Regions from separate parts of the Homo sapiens genome. Here all the other regions are linked to region 1. The links are chromatin contacts, found by Hi-C or POLR2A ChIA-PET in ENCODE. All regions are on one chromosome and are shown on one strand. The core of a region is the stretch at or near the end of the contact, and the rest is flanking DNA. Distances in the headings are between cores, read along the strand shown. Region 1 has its middle 24 kb from the start of LINC02639. Region 2 overlaps LOC105376375 (a long non-coding RNA gene). Region 3 has its middle 14 kb from the start of MANCR. Region 4 has its middle 110 kb from the start of LINC00705. Region 5 overlaps PFKP (phosphofructokinase, platelet). Region 6 has its middle 130 kb from the start of LINC00703.

Region 1 (3,277 bases), core at 580-3,079:
TGGAAGCTTCTCCCCACTAGGCAAGCGGAAGTTGTCCTGAGTGAGAGGGTGATGAGCTGAGTTAGGAAACTGATTCCTAAATACTCAGAGTCCCCTCCTCTGTTCTACATAGGCATCTCTGAATAGATGATTTTTGACATTTGACAAAATTGATGGCAGAGAGACAGGAGCTGAGTGATTGGTGCAGCGTTTCTCTGCACCCAAAACGTCATAGTACATGTGTCCTGAAATGTGTGGGCATCTCATCCACAGGGAAACGTTCGAAGTCACAGCTGCACCTATGCCTTTTATAGAATGACTTTCTACCCCAGCCCCTGCAGGTTAGCAAGCCTTCTGGAAACTAACTCTGACACCGCACCATTTTAGAGAATGTTTTTCACCTCTTAATAATAATCATAGTAACTCTCTCATGGGGCCCTTCCCCACACAGTTCTGCATGCTGAGTTCACTGAAATGGTCTGGCCCTGTCACTGCAGGTCATGGTATTTTCCTGCTAGGAGTTTCGGTTTCTGTTACAGACTGTGTGTGCCTGAGGTTTGCTTCTCTTGGCTGCTCTTCCACAGTGGAATGTTCTTTTTGAAATCGATGACTTTCAAGGTGATCATTACGTGCCAGAGACCCCTGTGAGCTCCTTCAGAACACCAAATTTGGACTCTCCCCAGCTCCCGAGCTGGCTGTCAAGGGTGTGAGCTGACAGTTGAGATGATTAAGCCAACTGACATCATGCCAGGAAATGCCACAATTTAGAAATTCATGTCAATGCCCACTCCTCATTCTATGAGGAAGGCCATGTGCAGTTTGCCAGAAATACTATTGAGAGGCACTAAATAACTAGCACTGATGAGTCTCTATTAAAATAAGATAACTTACTATACATTTCTTAACATATTTATGTTTACACAGGAAAAGCAAAACCATTTGACATTAGTTAAGACTTTAATTTTACTCTTTGAGCAAAGCAAGCTATATAACTAAGCTAAAAGGAAGGCAAAGACAATTTGCAAATATAAAATTGCTTTAAGGAGTCAACGTAGAGAATGATGCTATTAAGATTATCATCAGAATTCAATTACAATTTCACTCATTTTTAGTTATGAAGAAGGAACACATCCAGAAGTGCTGTGCTCGCCAACTGTTTAATATTAATTAGTGAAAACGGTGTTTCCTGATTTAGCCATGAAAGTTAGTAAAGCATTTCATTTCAAATAAATTTTTATTGAAAGCAAATTTTAAAACTACCTGGGGTTGTGTTCAGCAAGGCTTGGGAATTTGAACTTTTTCACATGTGAAAGTTTAAACCTTTTTCTTTTCCCTGTTGTGTGCAAAAATCTCCTTTTGTTTGTCCTCCTGTGGAAATCGTTACTTTCACCCATATATGGCTCCAAAAATATAAACCATCTTAGAGAGGCTGTTGAAATTATTCACTCTTGGCCTAGAGCTAATTGTGGCTTTTCACTCCTAACAGTATCTTATGAGAAAGTTGTAAGTGAAATTAGGGTCAAAATGCACATATGAAAGCCGTGTAGCATTCTCAGAAAAACCACACATGGGCTGTTTTTTCTGTTGTTTTTTTTTTTTTTTTTTTTTGAATATCTGTTTATCAAAAAGCTGCCCATGGTGATTCAGAGCCACATTTTTCCTCTGTGTGTATATACTGGAGAACTTTGACCACGCTTGCTGATTTCAAAGCAAGGCAATATCTTTTCAATGACATCAGCTTCCACTCCCTGTACCGGGAACTCACCGTTCTCTGAACTGAAAGTTGGGAGCTGGTGCCAAAGGTTGTCTCACCTGTGACTGCATTTCCTGTAAGCCCAGTTCACCCTGGCGTGGGCCTGGCCGATTCAGATAATGACACACACCTCTCCAGTTCTCACAAGCAACAGCCCCAAGACTAACTCTTCAGTCATCTCCAGACTATGACCCAGGCCATGGAGAGCAGCCACACCTGGAGAGGAGCCTGCCCTTGCTCTCCTGGGCTGTGCTGTCACTGGCAGTGAGAGTAGAACTGTCTTCCCTTCAGAATCACTGAATGATCAATAAAAAACTCTCAGCAGGGCGCAGTGGCTCACGCCTGTAATCCCAGCACTTTGGGAGGCCGAGGCGGGTGGATCACAAGGTCAGGAGATTGAGACCATCCTGGCTAACACGGTGAAACCCCGTCGCTACTAAAAATACAAAAAATTAGCCGAGTGTGGTGGCAGATTCCTGTAGTCCCAGCTACTCAGGAGGCTGAGGCAGGAGAATGGCGTGAACCCGGCAGGCGGAGCTTGCAGTGATCCCAGATCGCGCCACTGCACTCCAGCCTGGGCGACAGAGGGAGACTCCGTCTCAAAAAAAAAAAAACAACACTCTGACCCTTGTGGGCAGGAAGTGAGCCTTATAGGTTAACACGTGTGTGTGCCACAGCCAGAAGCCCCCGTGCCGACCCCTCTTCATGACATGGTTGGGGCTGCAGCTCCTAGGGACACAAACACATGAGATTCGGGGCCACAGGAGACCCCTACAGTGAAATGACAAAATGCCTCCCTGTGCAGCTCAGGCAGTGGACACCGTGTGATAAGAAATGGAAATAAAACCACCGTGTTTTTTTCTGTCCTGTAGCAGGAGGGTAGGTGCCTGCAAGCTTGTGCATTTCAGAAAGGGTGAATGACAGTGGATTCAAATTATCTCAAGGTGTTAATCCCCCATTTACATTGTGCTTCTACTGTATTGACAGACTCCTCTAGTAAGTATAAGGAAAAATTATCTCCTGGGATTCAAAGGACCAGCCTGCTCAGAAAACGGAGGAGATAAAGAATTACACACAGACACAGACAGATACACATACAAACACACACAGACCATACACACATACACACATGTAGATATGCAGGCAGACACACAGAGAGACTCACAGACACACATGCGTACACATAGACACACAGACACACATACAAACACACACAGACCATACACACATGCATACATGCACATATGCAGCAGACACACAGAGAGACCCACAGAAACACATGAATACACATAGACACAAAGACACACATACAAACACACACAGACCATACACACATACACACATGCAGATATGCAGGCAGACACACAGAGAGACGCCTACAGAGAGACTCACAGACACACATGTGTATACACAGACACACAGACATATACAAACGCACACAGAGCATACACACACACACGCAGATATGCAGGCAGACACACAAAGAGACTCACAGACATACATGTATACATACAGACACACATATACACATACATGCACACAGAG
Region 2 (3,277 bases), core at 325-2,824, 920 kb before region 1:
TATAAATCTCCAATTTTAGTTGGTTGAGGAGACAGATTTGAGTGTGATCTGTTCTCCTTGGATGCTGCACCTGATTATAGCCCTCTTCCCTGGCAATACTCATTGTCTCAGTGATTGGCTTTCTGTGTGGCAAGCAACTGACCTACAGCACAACCCTGGTGTCGGGGTAACAAAAGTATTCTTGGAAAGGAAGGCGCTGATTTGCAATTAAGCTGTTTCTCATATGGCAACTCTGTATGGTATTTTCCACCCTGTTTAGAAGCTGTGTTTTATTTAATAATGGAAAACAAGTATTCCTCAAAATTTTCCCCGTAAATGGGCTTTCAAATGAATAGAATACTGGTCCTTTTTGAAATTGTGTGAAGATTCTTACATAATGCTTTATTCCATGTTTCTATGATTTAAAATTATGTTTCCAATTCCAATGGTTAAACACAACTTACTTACATACTCCCTACTGTCTGCTTTACACAAACTATTTCTTAATACTGCGGTTGACTGTAACATACTATTTGTATGCTTATACATTTGTTAAACAGCTCAGAATAAAACCCGGATATTTGAATATCTACCCCAAATATAAAAGTAGTATTTTGAGCAGAAACCTGTGATTTTTAACTGCCAACACTATAGTTATTCTTAAATAAAAGATAACATCTTTAAAAATAAACAAAATATGTTAATTTTAAACAGTAAAGGACATCAAAAAAATTTAATAAAAATGATTCTTTATGAATTTCTTTACTATTTATTATTTTTAAGATTCATATCCTGTGTTTGAACTCAACAACTTTTGGACTGGGTTAAGATATATCGTTAAATTCGGCTAAAGCAGTGTTGTCAGATGTTTAGGATTCATATAAATTATTACCCTCTAGTTTATTATCTTCAAATCTTTCTTCAATTATTGAAGAGTTTCATTTAAAATATATTAGAAATAATTTAAAAAGTATATATTTTATATTATATAGTATCACAATTATGAACTTAGAATTACAAAATTAAATTAAAAATCCAGATAATGTTTTCTATGCATGAAAATGTAAAATTTTGGAAATTTATTTTAAAATTCTCATATAATTTACTAAAAACCAATAATAAAAGTGAATGTTTCTAACTTAATGCAACTTACAAAATGTGAAATATTTTATCATAAGTGCCCTCACAATCGACTACTCTCAGGATGGCTAAATTGAACGTATCTCAAAAGTCAAGGTTGGTTAATCTGGCAATGTACTTTTGAACTTGGGAAATATAAGGCAGTTGAAAAATAAATGGCTTAAATTTTTACTTTCCTGATCCATAGCTGAAGTATTTCCATGGCTGTATGGGGATGTCATGTTTGAAAATGTTAAATTGAAGCAAGGTCTTGTGTTAGCACAGTGTATTTGAGGATTTATCATCTATTAAGGACAGACATTTACATATTTGAAAATGTTGATCTACGTGCACATAGCTTGTTTAAATTTGTGAATCACCTCTGCAATGAAATAAGTATAAAGACCTACAGTGTGATCTAATGTTAGAATGAGTCATAGTGGAATTATGTAGTCAAAGCAAACAGTGAAAAGACACACAATAATGTGGAAAGAAATAATGACATATTACTGAATAGTTAGACTTTGAACTTTAAAATAGATATCTGCTAGATATCATTCTAGGGCAAAGCCAACTATGAGAGAGTCATTTTTCTTTAAAAGGAGCTCTTTGTGGAGGCTAAATATAATTACTATTGTGTGATTTATAGACAGCTCTCGAGCAATGTGGATATTTTTATTCCTCTCTCTCTGAGTCTGACTGTTCACTGTTGTTACCTATTTGGATAAAATATCATTTTGAAGTTTGGCCTCTTTAAAAATTCTCTAGATCTACTGGTATAATTTTAATTTGGGACTCTGAATTTTATCACATGAAATTCTAAAAAACAACTATATTCTCAGTGGTCAATTTTCTTATATTACTTCAAAAAGAGAGAAGCTTTGAGTGAAATCCTCTTTACAGAAAGACAGTCTAAATTAGAGCTGCCTCTGTTTAAAGAAAAGTTTTCTTGGTTAATAGTGTTTATAGTATGTAATATGATCTAGCATGTGGTTTTTGTTTAATAAGAATATTTAAATATTAAGTTAATTCAGTATCTAACAATATATGTACGTGGGGACAAAATAATAAGAAAAAATATAGAATGTATAATACAAAAAGAGAATCTTTTTATGTGTCAAAAATGTGTATTCAGGAAATTGTTTTTACATTCTTTAAAACAACTGTTAAGTAGACAGAAATAACAAGATTAAGAAAATATCTATTTATGAGCCAGTATTCAAAAACAAACCACTAAGTGAAAATAGTTATACAGTTTTTAATAAATCTGAAAAAAACCTGTATGGTAAAAACTTGATTTTCTTATCACATTTGCACCCTTTCAAATACATAGATTTATTTCAGTAAACTTATTAGAGGAATGTTGACAATAAAGACATTCTACCTAAAATTATGCAACACGAGATATATAAAAACATGGATAGATGCATGAAACATTATGGATAGTAAAGGATATTTGAAAATGAAACGTTATGGGCAGTAAGAAATATTTGAAAAAAAAGAGAGATTAATGAGAGAAATTTTACCACTAAATATTAAAACACAATTAACCTCTAATAACTACTACTTTTATTAGTGTTGATCTGGTAAAAGAACATAAGACATTGTGTGGCAAAGTTGAGTCCCCAAAACTATCTGTAAGAATTTAATATATGATAACATTGCATTACAAATCAAGGGAAAGCATTGGTGAAAGAACGCAACTCAAAAACATATTTCGATTATTTTTTACTGCCTAAATTTTTAGGAAAAATTTAAAAACTGCATGTTTTATATTATGTACTATCACAGTTATGGACTTTAGAATTATAAAATTAAATGAAAAATCCAGATAATATTTTCTATGGATAAAATGTAAAATTTTGGAAATTTATTTTAAAATTGTCATATAATTTACTAAAAATCCTTAACTAATAAAAATGAATGTTTCTAACTTAATGCAACTTACAAAATGTGAAATTTATCATAAGTGCCCTCACAATCCACTTCCAAAATTCCAGGTGGATTTCACACAAATTTCACGATGAGATAAACGAAAGGAAAAGAATGAAGAAGTAGGAAAATAATAGAGAGAAAGGATGAAGAAAGTGAAGTAGTTAGGGGCAAATTTATGACTACAAGTTATGGATTTAGCTAGGCTTAGAAGCTAAAAGCAAAGATTACAAAATAAAATATTTTA
Region 3 (3,277 bases), core at 489-2,988, 880 kb before region 1:
AGTAGATGTGTGTTTGAAATTATGAAATCACCTGGGGTGCTTGTCATTACTTCCATGTTCTATAAAACCGGCTGTTGTTTAATTTTTCAATACAATGCTACAACTCAATACAGGCAGGCCTCCTAACGGTGTAGAACCTTCTAAAATGAAGAAACCAGCCATTCTACAAGGCAGGGAGCCACAGTTAGCTATGGTGCTTTCCAGGAGAAAAGAGAATATGAAAGGGGCTGTGGAAGAAGCAAGTTACCATTATCAACTATGATCATGTGAGCAGTGGCAGAAAGAAGGACTTGAACAGTGTTGAATATATTTTTCCTGGCCAGATGCAGTGGCTTGTGCCTGTAATCCCAGCACTTTGGAACGCTGGGGAGGGCGAATCACAGGGTCAGGAGATTGAGACCATCCTGGCCAACATGGTGAAACCCATTCTCTACTAAAAATACAAAAATTAGCTGGGTGTGGTGGCGCGTGCCTGTAATCCCAGCTACTCAGGAGGCTGAGACAGGAGAATTGCTTGAACCAAGGAGTCAGAGGTTGCCGTGAGCCAAGATCTCACCACTGCACTCCAGCCTAGCAACAGAGTGAGACTCCATCTCAAAATATATATATATATATATATATTTCCTTATGTTGATTTGTGTATATATTAACCAACTCTTTCCTTTTATTCCTTTCTTTCATTTTTATACAATTTAAAATAAAATATATTAATAATAATTAACTTTATATCTCTGTATTTAAGTTACAGGATATCAATGGAGGACTGAGAGGACTCAGCTAGATGAATGAACTTTCACCTAAAAGGATTTTGTGGCCCATTTTTTGAAGAGCGTTAAGAGGTACATGGTTGTATGTAAAACAATTGCATAATATTAAACAAAATGCATGATTTTGCTGTTTTATTTAATTGGAAGTTGTCTGCTGAGGAGTATCATGTGTGAATGCCAATTAACAAAGCGTGCATCGTGGTCATTATACACTGTACCGACGTAGTTAACTAGAAAAGGAATCTGCCAATTATGGCCCGAGGGATAGATTCTGCCCACTCTCTGTGTTTGTAAATAAAGTGTTATTGAAACATAGCCATACCTACTCATGTGTCTGCTATCTATGGCAACTCATGCTCTAGAATGGCCTGGTTGAGTAGCTGTGACAGAGACCGTATGCTCTGTAAAGCCTAAAATGTTTGCTATCTGGCTATTTACAGAAAATTGCCTGTATGTACATCTATATTATATGTATATCACGGTCATGATTGCAATAATTTATGAAACTCTACTCTGACAATGTCTAAGTCCTTACTCACATTGGTGTTTCTGTCATCCAAACATAGTCATACACATAAACTTTATATAGCCATTTATACTGCCTGCATGCCTTCCTTCCTTCCTTCACCTTCCTTCCTTCCTTCCTTCCTTCCCTTCACCTACCTCCCTTCCTTCCTTCCTTCCTTCCTTCCTTCCTTCCCTTCACCTACCTTCCTTCCTTCCTTCCTTCCTTCCTTCCTTCCTTCCCTTCACCTACCTTCCTTCCTTCCTTCCTCCCTTGTCCTTCCTTCCCCCCACGCTCCATCCTTCTCCCTTCTCCCTTCCCGTTCCCCTTCTCCTTCCCCTTCCCCTTCCCTTCCCTTCGCTAAATTGTGGATAAAGAGAGCTATGCAGTGGCAAGTCCATTTCCCCAAAACCTACTCATCTGTTAGGAATGCTGAACAACTCCCTAGCTTCTCCTTCTAGCCCTCCTTTAACACAGACATAGGCTGGAGCATGTTATTTGTTTTACTGAACGGTTTGTTGTTTAGTTTTTCTCCCTTTAGAAAGATTAACAGTGATATAGCTAAGATAACAGCTTTGATTTTTTTGTTTGTTTGTTTTGATTTGTTTTGTTTTGCACACGTTACCTGGTGCTCCTAGAGGAAAGTCTGAAAGCGTTAAGGAGAAAAGATACTAGTCCTGCCTCTTTTGGGACTCCAAAAGCCCCAGGAGCCACAAATGAAAACACTGGCAGTGGGCAGGTGTTGGAGATTCCCCTTGGGCTGGCAGATGTCACCCCATCTATTCTGAATGACGAAGTTCACACCTGCTTGATTGTTAAAATTTGCTTTTCCATATGTTCCATTTATCTGTTGCTATATAAGAAACCACTCAGAATTTAGTAGCTTGGCTTAGGTTCTGCTCACCACGTGTTTCTGCTGCCTTCGGTGTGGGCTGGGCTGACTTGGTGACTTTCAGCTGGTAAATATCTTGGTGATTCAGAATACATATTAAAAAATGTGTCTAGGTAATTTCACTCCCTCCGTGTCTTTGGTAGCTTCAAAATACTTTGATTCCCATCTTTCTTTATCTTCTAAAAGCATGGTCCTCTATAATCTCTGATCTTTTTGTGGATCATATTTATATACAAATGTAAAATCACAGAATTTGTTTCACATTTTATTTGTAAATTTTTATTTTATAATGGGAATTTACCAAGCAAAATGCCAGGTAAATATTAAAATATTCTTATAGTTATGATATTAATATTTAAGGGACTCAAGGAGTTAAAGAAATATTCGTGTGTGTATGTGTGTGTGTGCCTGAGTCAGTTTGAGTGTGTGAGCATATGTGCGTATATGTGAATATATGTGTGTGCATATGTGTGTACATGTTTGTGTGCATATGTACCTGTGATCATGTATGTACATGCATGCATGTATGTGTGCATGTGTATCTCAATCCTGCATCACCTTTCCTTCAATAGTAACAATAGTGGTCATTTCCCCAAAATTATAGTAAAATTATTCTTTTTCTTCTAGTGTCTATTAATTTTACCTGTGGGAATAATTTATTTCAGGGCCATCTAACCTGATATAGGCTGTCTTGCAGAAAATAGATTTAATCCAAGATTAAAAAAAGGAGAATGAATTCTTTCCTGCTACAGGATAAACCCACTATGGCCGATTAAGCTGAAATAGAAGAACTCAGGCAATGGAGTGCTTCAGAAAAGAATTGATTTTTGATATTCATTCTACATATAATCTAATCACTCTCATTCATATCCCTGTAATATACATTTCATTACAGCTTTAAGACGTATCCTTACATAGGAATAATCAGTGAGAAAGGAGAAAATATGTATAAAGTATCAACTTGCTTCTGACATCATGAAAAAAGGTAAAATTCATTTTAAATCCCTAAAATAGTGAGATGTCTTCCTGCCTCATTTTTCTTCCCTTTGCGTCTCAAATCTGAATTCTAGGAGAGGTGTGCATTCCACCCCCACTCCAAAAAAATCCTAGTGG
Region 4 (3,277 bases), core at 218-2,717, 730 kb before region 1:
GGATTCAAATAACACTTTGTAGGAAAATGTGAGGGAGACCTGCAGGACAAGTGGATGAAAGTCAGAGAAATACTCTTCCCCCCAGAGTGGTGTGCAAAGCAGAGGATACATGACATATTTGTTAAACAGTTGGTAGTTAGTATACAGCTGCTTCAAGGACTATAAGGAATATGGAAAGTATAAACGACGTTATCAATGCCCTCACTAAGTTTGTACTCTAATATGACAGGTAAGATTTATTGTATACAAATTAGTGATGACGATTAATAAGATGACTAAATAAGTCAATGCTAAGCATCAAGTGTTGAAATCAGTTGTAGTTGGGGATTTTCAAGGCTAAGTGACTTTGGGCATTATGGTAATATTAGGGCATTAGAGTACAGAGGTGGGGAGGGAACATGAGAAAACCCCTGTGAACAAGTATTTAACGTCAATAAGGTAAAAAATGCTTCCCAAATGCACCTCTGTGTATGTAAAGAGATGTCCCACAGATGGCAGTTCTTAATAAGGAAAGCTTGGAGACAAACTTGACTTTCAATAACAGAGAAATAATAAATAAAAGGAGATGTTAATCCATATCAAGTAATTAGCTAGAAGTTGAAAATTATACTTTCCATGTTAATACTATTCAATTCTTTGGGGCAAATTGTATTACCTATGCTAAGTGACAATAAAAACCAGGGTTAAAAACTTTGTGTGGAGCATAATGTTTTTTCGTTTTAGACATGTGAAATTATTTCTGGGTCAAGATGTCAGGTGAACTCTACCTGCAACTGCTCTTCTCCACAGCAAATATCCACACCTGCATGCTCACACCTGCATACACACACCTGCATGCTCACACCTGCATGCTCACACCTATATACATAGGCACACACACAGCACACGTGCATGCCTGTTGTTGTGATGGCTGCAGATCTCAAAATGGAAGACTTACATGGAGCAGAATCCAGGAGAGGAACATCAACATTGAATAGGGCTGAACTAACAGGGCCATGGGCAGCTTCTGAGAGTGATAAAGGCATCAAAGTTAGAGCTGTGTTTCACTTATCTGTTACCAAATTAAAAGCCACTCCAAACTTCGTGGCTTAAAGCAACACCCTAGTGTCTGACAGCTGGAAGTAGGCTCAGGTAGAGATCTCTCTGGTCTCACCGTTGCCTCTCAGCTGGCTACAGATGCCCAGCTGGGCCTGAATGACCCGGGGTCCACATTTTTGTGTCTAATAAAGGTGCTGTTGGTCTGCTGGGCTACATGTCTCCAGCAGGCTGGGGCTGGCTTCATGTCATGATGGTCAGGCTCAAGAGCAGCAAGAGGGAAAACATGCCCCAATCCACAAGCACATTTCAAATGCCTGCTTGTGTCACATTTGCTAATATCCTGTTGCCAAAGCAAATGCCAGGGCTGTGTCAGTTTTGGAAGGGAATGCAGAAGGGCAAGGATACAGAGAGGTGTGACTCACTGGGAACTATGAATGTACCAGGAAATTCCAGATCCCAGGGAACATCTGATATTGCTGTAACTGCCCAGAGTAAGAGCTAGGAGGAGCCTCTGTGGTACAATTTGACTAGAGACCAGCACTGCAGAGGGCAAAGTTTGGCCCTTCTAAAATCACCCTAAATAAAATTGAGCACATTGGGAGGGGAACACTTTGCTGTTATATGTGTCATAAAATAAAAATTATAAAATATCTTAGCGAGTTTAATATAATAAAGTACACAGTCCAAAACAGTACAGAATATATATCTGAATGGAAACAATGGAAAAATGTGAAAATGATTTTAAGTCAAGAATAGTCATAGTATCCGAAGATGTAAAGGAAAGAATAGTAACCATGAATACAACAACAGCTATATACAAAAATACCAGCTGGGAGCTGGCACGGTGGCTCACACCTATAATCCCAGCACTTTTGGAGGCTGAGGCGGGTGGATCACAAAGTCAAGAGATAGAGACCATCCTGGCCAACATGGTGAAACCCCGTATTTACTAAAAATACAAAAATTAGCTGGGCATGGTGGCACACACCTGTAGTCACAGCTACTCAGGAGGCTGAGGTAGGAGAATTGTTTGAACTTGGGAGGCAGAGGTTGCAGTGAGCTGAGACTGTGCCACTGTGTTCCAGCCTGGTGACAGAGCGAGACTCCATCAAAAAAAAAAAAAAAAAAACAGCTTGAAATCTTAAAGTAACACCACAAAAATACAAACTTCAATGAGTGCCATAAAGAGTCATTTTGGCACAACAAACAGAAATAATGAACAAGAAATTAGAGAAACATGGGAAAAAAATCAAAAAGACCCAATATATATCTTTTAGGAGATCCAGAAGGAGAAAATAGATACAATGGGCAAGCAGTCATATTGAAAGAAAAAACATGCTTGAAAATATTCCAGAATTTAAGAAATAAATGATTTTTTTGGCTGAATAGCCAACTGAGGGCCAAGAAGCTTTGAAAAATTGTGTGCTTGTGTGTGTGTTTGTGTATGTGTCTATATAACTAAAACTAGAAATGAACATAGCAAAACACAAGTGGCAAATCACTAATTACATGACCTAATATTTTTTCTTTATGTATGCCACATTTTCTAACACTTTACTATGAGTATATGGTGCTTTCTTATTCATAAATACCTAATTTAAATATAAAAATACTAATGCCAATGACATTTGACAGGAGGATGAGGAATAAATGAAATTTGAATGGGGAAGAAATCTATGTTAGGACCTATGGTAGTCTCGGAAGGTGTTGTACAATTTGGAAAGATGAACCCAACCGCACTAAATGAAATAAGACTTTTTTTTTGGTAGCTGGGCATCTTCTAAAATTATAGAATCCTATCAGTTTCTGATAATATAAAATCAAATCATACATTTCTCAATGTAAACCACCACTTGAAACTCACAGAGGCCCCAAGCCTATTGATAAAACAAATATAACTGGATTTTCCACTTTTTAAATCTTATAATACCTGAAACGGCATAAAGGTACTTCCTTTTATCAAAAGAATTTTATTAGCAGCTAACGATGAACATGCTCCTATCTCTTCCAAGGAATGAGGTAGGACATTGCTTTTCTGTTATTGATTGCCAGCTTCGGGACCTACTTAAGATGAGTATTTAATGTTTTTCCACTCTCATTTTTCCTTGGTGATAATTTCGGTTATTGTGCAGCTAATATTCATTCCTGGCACCTTCCACTCTGGGCAGAGTATACCTCTCCAAACCACTGTTGTGTGTAACCATGTAACTTACCTTGGCCAATGCAGCGTTAGGAGATG
Region 5 (3,277 bases), core at 510-3,009, 710 kb after region 1:
TCAGAATATTGTAAGTACAATAGGTAGGTAGGCGGGTGGGTGGATACATAAATAAAGAGATAACCTAGCCTTGGGGTTGCAGTTTCAGTGATCTCTACCACCCCAAACTCCCAGGTTTTTTTGTTTTTTGTTTTTTTGAGACGGAGTCTCGCTGTGTCACCCAGGCTGGAGTGCAGTGGCGTGATCTTGGCTCATTGCAAGCTCCGCCTCCCGGGTTCCTGCCATTCTCCCACCTCAGCCTCCTTAGTAGCTGGGACTACAGGCACCCGCCACCACGCCCGGCTAATTTTTTGTATTTTTAGTAGAGACGGGGTTTCACCGTGTTAGCCAGGATGGTCTCGATCTCCTGACCTCGTGATCCGCCCGCCTCGGACTCCCAAAGTGCTGGGATTACAGGCATGAGCCGCCGCACCCGGCCTCCCAGGTTTCTGCTAAGAATTATGCTTCATTCTGCAAGCACAACAGAGCGCTCCATTCTTCAGGTCTGGGAGCAACACTGAACAAACTGCCATCTGCAGTGATCCTGACTTTCCAGATTGACTTCCATGAAGCTCGGGGGGGCAAGGAAACAAGGAAGCAGGCATGTAGCCTGGGCCACCGTGAAACGGACCCTTCTTAGAGGCACGACCTCCCATCCTCCAAGCCCACATCTCAGGAGGAGAGAAAAGATGACCCATGATGGGGCCTGAACTGCAGCAGAAACCGGGACCTCCCTGAGAGGACTGGGATGTAGAGCGGCCGTAAACCTGGGGCTCCGGCAAAACTGAAACAGACAGTTCCTACATTCCCACACCCAGAGCTGTTGCGGTCATTTCTGTGCATGCAGTTTTTTGGTAAATAAAGAGACCGGGGGGAAGGTGCCAGTTCCGGCCGCCACCCTGCTGAAGAGGATGCCAAGGCCGCTGCAGCATCCTGAGGCCGTCTCAGGCCCAGGAGTCAACCATGCACCCCTAACGGCATCAGCTTTCAGAGTATTCCTGGAGCACGCGCTATCCCGGACGCTGCTTCCAAGTCAACCGCCACCCAGCATTTTACTAGTTAATATGCCATAGTGGGAACCATACAATTTCCTTTCCCTGCATGAGTTCACAGAATTTAAATACGGATTTAATCAAACATGTTAACGAATCCTCTTGCTTCTGGAGTAGTAAGAAAACTGCTCTGCAAACCACAACATTTTGAAAAGTAAAATGTTCTCTGAAAGTAATTTCATTATTTTGTGTTGCATAGATGCATGTGGCAAAGAAAGCCATTAAAAAATAGAAAGGGAGGGCTTTCTGAGTGCCACCTCCAATGCTCCCTGTCTAGTGCATGCGTGAGCTAAGTTGCTAGGAAATGACTCATTCTTTAATTTGCAAAGTCACGACGCCCATGGAACATGTGAAAAGCAACTACCAGCCGCAGTTCTAAGCCGTCTTTCACCAACAAGGAAGATATTACTAAATTAGGAAGACTCATTTTGCCCAAACGTACTACAACGTAGAAATTCAGATGAGTTTTCTCTTTTGAAGTCTTCTTAGAAGGCTGAATATTTATCTTACTACAGCCAAAGCCCAGACGTTTCCTAAAACACCCTTTTGGAATTTGCCTTCCAAGCCAGTTTTATGACTCACATAGGAAAAACAGAGCATAAAACCTTTAACCTTATCTCAGTTTTTTGGCCAAAGTAACATTCTCTGTCTTGTTGACTCTGACTCACAAGATGAACCTTAGAGCTCCTCGTTGGCTGTATCGGATCCATCGTCGGACAGAATTTTTTACGTTGAGTCATTCGATCACATCTAAGAACATGCCACAGGCTCTGAAGTCATTTCAACTTATTCGAAATTGTTTTGAGCTGTGTCAAAATAACCAGCCTTCTAACCATGTAGGAGATCATTCTATATGTAGAGGTGGTTTTGACTAGAATTTTTAGGCAATCGCCGAATCCATCATAAATGGAGTAAGCTAGTTCACCTATGCGCGTAGTTCACCTATGGGTGGCTTTCTCGGACGTCTCATATGTAAGTTTTTTTTTTTAAAGTTACAGACAAAGGGAAATTATACCGTTGTGTTGCAGCAGTAGGCTTTTTCTTTCAGAATGCTTGTTGCATGGGTCCATGTGTCTTCTCAACTGGATAATGCTTTTTTCCAATCTGATTTCCTGAATTCTTCACTCAACTAACTCCAAATGGTGAACATTCCAACTACCAGAATAAAACAAGCTCCTAGAGATAACAGACTTTAAAAGTGCCTTCCAGATAGTGTTATCACCAGCTTCCTGCAGACATAGTTACTGCATCCAGAGATGTAGGGGCTTTGCTGCTTCTGAGTAAATACTATTTTTTTTGTTTCCTACAGAATCAAGCTTTCCCTAGTTTAATCCTTTTCCCTCCCCCACAGAACCTAAAGCTACAACATTCCTTAATAAATTAAAGCATTTCACTTTTAGAATTCAGAGCATGCATGCAGAGGTCAGCTCTGAACGGCTCTCTAGGCTTAGACTTGGGAAACACCAGCGTTCCAAACTAGGTGTGCGAGAAAGAGAGGCGGCAGGAATTTCACTATGTCAATGGTTTTCAAAGGCCAGGAATCGTGGCTTTATCCTGTCTCTAGGAAATTCAGAGGCAGAGCCTGAGATTAAACAGCCCCACACCAACACACATCCCAAGCCCTGCTCACCTCCCCACCAACACTCTGAAGGAACGCTCTTGTCCAGAGACCCTACCAATCACCCCAGCAAAGCACCCTCACTGATTTCATTACTTGATAGAAAATTTCTATAGAGCAGCCTCAGGATTTCTTCTTGGGAGACTCAGTCAACTGTAAAATTCTAAAATAGGTTAGCACACGACACACCATCATGTGGTCCTGCACTTGCTTCTTTGGAAGACCAATAATGCAACAGCATGATGTATTTAGCCCTCTGGCATCACAGATTTCTTTAAGCCAAAGCTAAGAGTGCACAATTCCGGTAAGTTGTACAACCAACAGCCCCAGCAGGAGCGAGGCCGGTCGCCCTTCCTCCCCTGTAGAGAGAGGGTCCCAAGCACTGGCCTGGCAGTGACCTTACAGCAAACCCCACCTTGAGGCTCATTCAGCTGACCACAGTGGTGGGGAGGTGGTGGTGAAGGGAGATGGTGCTCTTCTGCAGTTTGAAATGTTCACTGAAACTAGATTGTCTGAAGCCACAGGCAATGGTGTAAATGGTGGTGGGATGAAGGCAGATCATACATGAAGAATTCAGCATGGGACCTGGCTGGCATATAAACATGTAATAAAAGATAATGCTACGACA
Region 6 (3,277 bases), core at 234-2,733, 700 kb before region 1:
TGGAAGACCTCTGCCCTCAAGCAGTTCATTTTTAGCAGGTCAGGAGAGGACCCAGGGGAACCCTGATAACAAGTTCTGAATATTTTAGGAAAATGACAGGGCACATTAGAAGGTGGCCAGCGATGTGTGAAAAAGACAACCCCGAGCCAAGAACACAGATGGGGGAGAAGCCGATGAGGTATGAAGGAGGATTTTGCAGGGTGTGCTCAGGATAGGTCTTACTGAGCTCCCGAGGTTTTATTAAATAGCTGTGTGATAAAGAGGCTGACTCCAGTTTCTGCTGCTTGAAAACATTTAAGCCTCACTGGCCAAATGTTTGTCCTGGGCCTCTCTTCAGCTTGTCCCACATCTGGACAAGCTGAGAAGAAAGCTCAAGTGCTCCCACTTGGACACTGGCAGGAGATTCAGATCACGCAAGCCCTCAATCTGGGCACCTTTACCCAACCCCAACCCCCTGCTCACCACAGTAAAACCCCCAGCTATGCACCTTTCCTTGCTCTTTCACACTGTTTGAGACCTGCTTAAGAGGTTTGCCCTGTTCTGCCATTATGTAAATACACCTTGTTATACTGTCTTGGTGTGTGTGTGTGTGTGTGTGTGGCATCATTGATCTCAACATTGAACCAAATTTGGGGGCCGCGAGTCCACCCTGTCTTTGCAGGGGTTCTTAACAAGGGACAGCTAGGGGGGCGAGGTACCTGGCACATTCCTGGAACAGTGCAAATTGGCATCCGCCTGAAGTAAGGGGAAAAATAACTAGAGAAAGAATCAGATTGTAAATGATGGGAATGGGAGATGTTAGATCACAGGAAGCTTTTTGGCTTTTTTAAGAACATAGACTTTACTTTGAATGAAATAACCATTGCAGGGCTTTGAGCGGAGGATGGGCATGGTTTACTTTTGTTTATTTAGTTTACAGTAGCTGAATTGAGATATAATTCACATGCCATAAAATGTATTATTTTCAATGCCTACAATTCAGCGGCTTTTAGTATATTCATAAAAATATGGAATGTCCCATGAATTTCCATGTCATGTTTACACAGGGGCCAGGTTCCTCTTCTCTGTATGTTCCAGTTTTAGCAGATGTGCTGCTGAAGTGAGCACCTGAGGCTGGCTTGCGTGGGGACCCTCTCGCTGCTGCGGAAGGAGCCAGGCTCTGGAGCAGGGGAGCTGGCGGGTGCGCGTGGGAATCCAGTGACAGAGGACGGTGTTTCCAGCTGCAATGGTGAGTAGCTGGGAAATGGTAACAATCCATGAGGTTCTGGATCTTCCAAAGGCAGAGACAACGGGATTTCCTGATGGGTTGGGTGTTGCAAGTGCTGTTTGTTCTGTTCAAAATTAGGACGTCCTAGACGGGAAACGGGAACTGAAAGGGCAGCCAGTTACCGCCCACGGACGCAGAAAAAGGAAGAGCTGTTTTCTGCTTTTAGTGGCAGGAGAAACCTGATGTGGTGCAGATTTTGTGAAACGAAGGAAGGTCTCCAACTTCCAGGCCCGAAGTCCCTAGACTCACGTAGAGCCGAGGGGTGGAGCCACTGTTTCCCTGAGAGAGAGTACCACTAGCCCAAGAACCAGATAGAGACTATGTCCACAGCAAGCCACTCAGGACAAAGGGAATAAAGAGACAGACGTCCAAAAACCAGTACATAGTGATGACCAAATAAATGTGTGGCTACACACTGTTTTAGGAATTTATACTGTGTTACTGCACTGCTGTTCTATTTTGCTTTTCTCTCCCTATCTGTTGCTCTCTATTTTTCTGTCTCTCTATTCCTCTCTCTCCATTTCTCCCTTTCTATTCCCTCTTGCTATCTCTCTCTGTATGTATCTGTCTCTCTCCATTTCTCTGTCTCTTTATATATCTCTCTATATTTCTTCCTATCTATTCTCTCCCCTCCAGCTTTCTCTCTTTCCCTCTGTGTGTGTGTGTATCTGCTTGTCTGTCTCTGTTTCTTTCTCTTTCTATACATATATTTCTTTCGCTCTCTTAATTGTTAAAGCACTTCTTTGAAGGCTGTCTAACATTATCTTGGCTCAGTAAAAGAGACAGGAGAGTTTCCACACCACAGTAGGTATTGGTGGGAGGATCAGAGCTCCTGGATTCTCTGTCCGGCCATGGCAGCGCCAGGTTTGCGGGGTGCCATATACCCCCAGGAGTTACTGAAATGGCAATGAAGTTGGAAAGTGAAAAACCAACAAGGAAAATTTGAAGACAACCAAAGTGGACAACCCCCACAACCAAGGTGGACAACCCCCCCACAACCAAGGTGGACAACCCCCTCCAACCAAGGTGGACAACCCTCCCCAACCAAGGTGGACAACCCCCCCCCAACATTTTTTTTAGGGCTTTTGATTACCAGAGGCCTTATTTTATATGGCAATTAAGAAGACTTGAAAAGTACCTCATCAAGGTCAGGCGCGGTGGCTCACGCCTGTAATCCCAGCACTTTGGGAGGCCGAGGCGGGTGGATCACGAGGTCAAGAGACCGAGACCATCCTGGCTAACACGGTGAAACTCCGTCTCTATTAAAAAATACAAAAAATTAGCCAGGCGTGGTGGCGGGTGCCTGTAGTCCCAGCTACTCGGGAGGCCGAGGCAGGAGAATGGCGTGAACCCGGGAGGCGGAGCTTGCAGTGAGCCGAGATTGCACCACTGCACTCCAGCCTGGGAGACAGAGTGAGACTCCATCTCAAAAAAAAAAAAAAAATAGAAAAGTACCTCATCAAACAAGCATGCATAAATGAAAGCATTGGGGAGCCAATTGGGTACAGTTAATTTTTATTTACACTCTCTCTCCACTCTGGCTTTATTTATCGCCAAGTAGCTGGAGGGGTAGAATCCACCAGAGGGTAAATCACTAGTTCTGTGTGAACGGGAATATCTTTCTAGTACATTGTTCAAAAATAGATCACAAGTGAGATTGACACAATTCAGAGCAGCTTGTTCTCCTCCTTAAATGTCATGGTAATGCACTCCTGTCTCGACAAAGTCCAGGTTGCACAGCCGTGCACAAAGGCTGGGGTTCTCAAGTTCCTCTGGCGCCCACTTGAGGAAATGCTGTGTTCAAATCCAGAAGGAAAATGCCAAGGTTGAAGTTAAGATGAAAAAAACACCAATTAGAAAAACAATCTGCTAAGCCTGCTATATCCAGTTCAACAACCATCCTTTATTATTTGGGGACATTAAAACTAAAAGGGCCATTGGTGCTGTTATGAAAGATTAGATTGATTTTTAAATCCTCCACACACTCAAGACTTCGTTGCTTCTTGCCAA

The links. A loop is a pair of places that touch in the nucleus more often than their neighbours do. ChIA-PET counts read pairs that join two places held with the same protein, here RNA polymerase II (POLR2A). Pooled maps may share reads with other maps.
Region 2: a map of Calu3 shows a loop between it and region 1 (5-fold over the local background). The contact joins two enhancer-like sites. A Hi-C loop is called at or near these places in 1 of 168 maps with a recorded cell type or tissue (Calu3) and 1 of 50 pooled maps. POLR2A ChIA-PET finds 5 or more read pairs at or near these places in 2 of 52 experiments (HEK293 and PC-9).
Region 3: POLR2A ChIA-PET joins it to region 1 with 14 read pairs in PC-3. The contact joins two enhancer-like sites. A Hi-C loop is called at or near these places in 1 of 168 maps with a recorded cell type or tissue (endothelial cell of umbilical vein), 1 of 37 single-sample maps with no recorded cell type and 1 of 50 pooled maps. POLR2A ChIA-PET finds 5 or more read pairs at or near these places in 2 of 52 experiments (MCF 10A and PC-3).
Region 4: a pooled map shows a loop between it and region 1 (4-fold over the local background). The contact joins two enhancer-like sites. A Hi-C loop is called at or near these places in 1 of 168 maps with a recorded cell type or tissue (endothelial cell of umbilical vein) and 3 of 50 pooled maps. POLR2A ChIA-PET finds 5 or more read pairs at or near these places in 2 of 52 experiments (A549 and MCF 10A).
Region 5: a pooled map shows a loop between it and region 1 (11-fold over the local background). The contact joins two enhancer-like sites. A Hi-C loop is called at or near these places in 1 of 168 maps with a recorded cell type or tissue (gastrocnemius medialis) and 5 of 50 pooled maps. POLR2A ChIA-PET finds 5 or more read pairs at or near these places in 1 of 52 experiments (activated naive CD8-positive, alpha-beta T cell).
Region 6: a loop to region 1 is called in a map of heart right ventricle, with 5 times the contacts of the local background. The contact joins two enhancer-like sites. A Hi-C loop is called at or near these places in 2 of 168 maps with a recorded cell type or tissue (B cell and heart right ventricle), 1 of 37 single-sample maps with no recorded cell type and 2 of 50 pooled maps.

What each region holds. Positions count from the first base shown.
Region 1 is chr10:3,808,808-3,812,084 of GRCh38, reverse strand. No RefSeq gene overlaps it. Among named protein-coding and RNA genes, the nearest start is that of LINC02639, 24 kb to the left of the region's middle. RefSeq lists enhancers at 41-200, 501-750, 1,038-2,237, 2,365-2,690, 414-2,690 and a cis regulatory region at 1,625-1,970. Within about 2 kb of position 1,829, at least 37 of the 41 ENCODE cell types and tissues checked have a DNase peak (open chromatin) inside an H3K27ac peak, as active enhancers do; they include PC-3, PC-9, endothelial cell of umbilical vein and 2 more, where a contact is called at or near this core.
Region 2 is chr10:4,724,453-4,727,729 of GRCh38, reverse strand. The region is part of intron 2 of LOC105376375 (a long non-coding RNA gene); the gene reads left to right. Among named protein-coding and RNA genes, the nearest start is that of MANCR, 48 kb to the right of the region's middle. Within about 2 kb of position 1,574, at least 6 of the 41 ENCODE cell types and tissues checked have a DNase peak (open chromatin) inside an H3K27ac peak, as active enhancers do; they include PC-9, where a contact is called at or near this core.
Region 3 is chr10:4,690,417-4,693,693 of GRCh38, reverse strand. No RefSeq gene overlaps it. Among named protein-coding and RNA genes, the nearest start is that of MANCR, 14 kb to the right of the region's middle. Within about 2 kb of position 1,738, at least 4 of the 41 ENCODE cell types and tissues checked have a DNase peak (open chromatin) inside an H3K27ac peak, as active enhancers do; they include PC-3, where a contact is called at or near this core.
Region 4 is chr10:4,539,626-4,542,902 of GRCh38, reverse strand. No RefSeq gene overlaps it. Among named protein-coding and RNA genes, the nearest start is that of LINC00705, 110 kb to the left of the region's middle. Within about 2 kb of position 1,467, at least 7 of the 41 ENCODE cell types and tissues checked have a DNase peak (open chromatin) inside an H3K27ac peak, as active enhancers do; they include endothelial cell of umbilical vein, where a contact is called at or near this core.
Region 5 is chr10:3,093,938-3,097,214 of GRCh38, reverse strand. The region is part of intron 2 of PFKP (phosphofructokinase, platelet); the gene reads right to left. Among named protein-coding and RNA genes, the nearest start is that of PFKP, 28 kb to the right of the region's middle. RefSeq lists an enhancer at 865-2,064. Within about 2 kb of position 1,759, at least 20 of the 41 ENCODE cell types and tissues checked have a DNase peak (open chromatin) inside an H3K27ac peak, as active enhancers do; they include gastrocnemius medialis, where a contact is called at or near this core.
Region 6 is chr10:4,512,782-4,516,058 of GRCh38, reverse strand. It overlaps the pseudogene RNU6-163P. Among named protein-coding and RNA genes, the nearest start is that of LINC00703, 130 kb to the right of the region's middle. RefSeq lists an enhancer at 1,439-1,488. Within about 2 kb of position 1,483, at least 21 of the 41 ENCODE cell types and tissues checked have a DNase peak (open chromatin) inside an H3K27ac peak, as active enhancers do; they include heart right ventricle, where a contact is called at or near this core.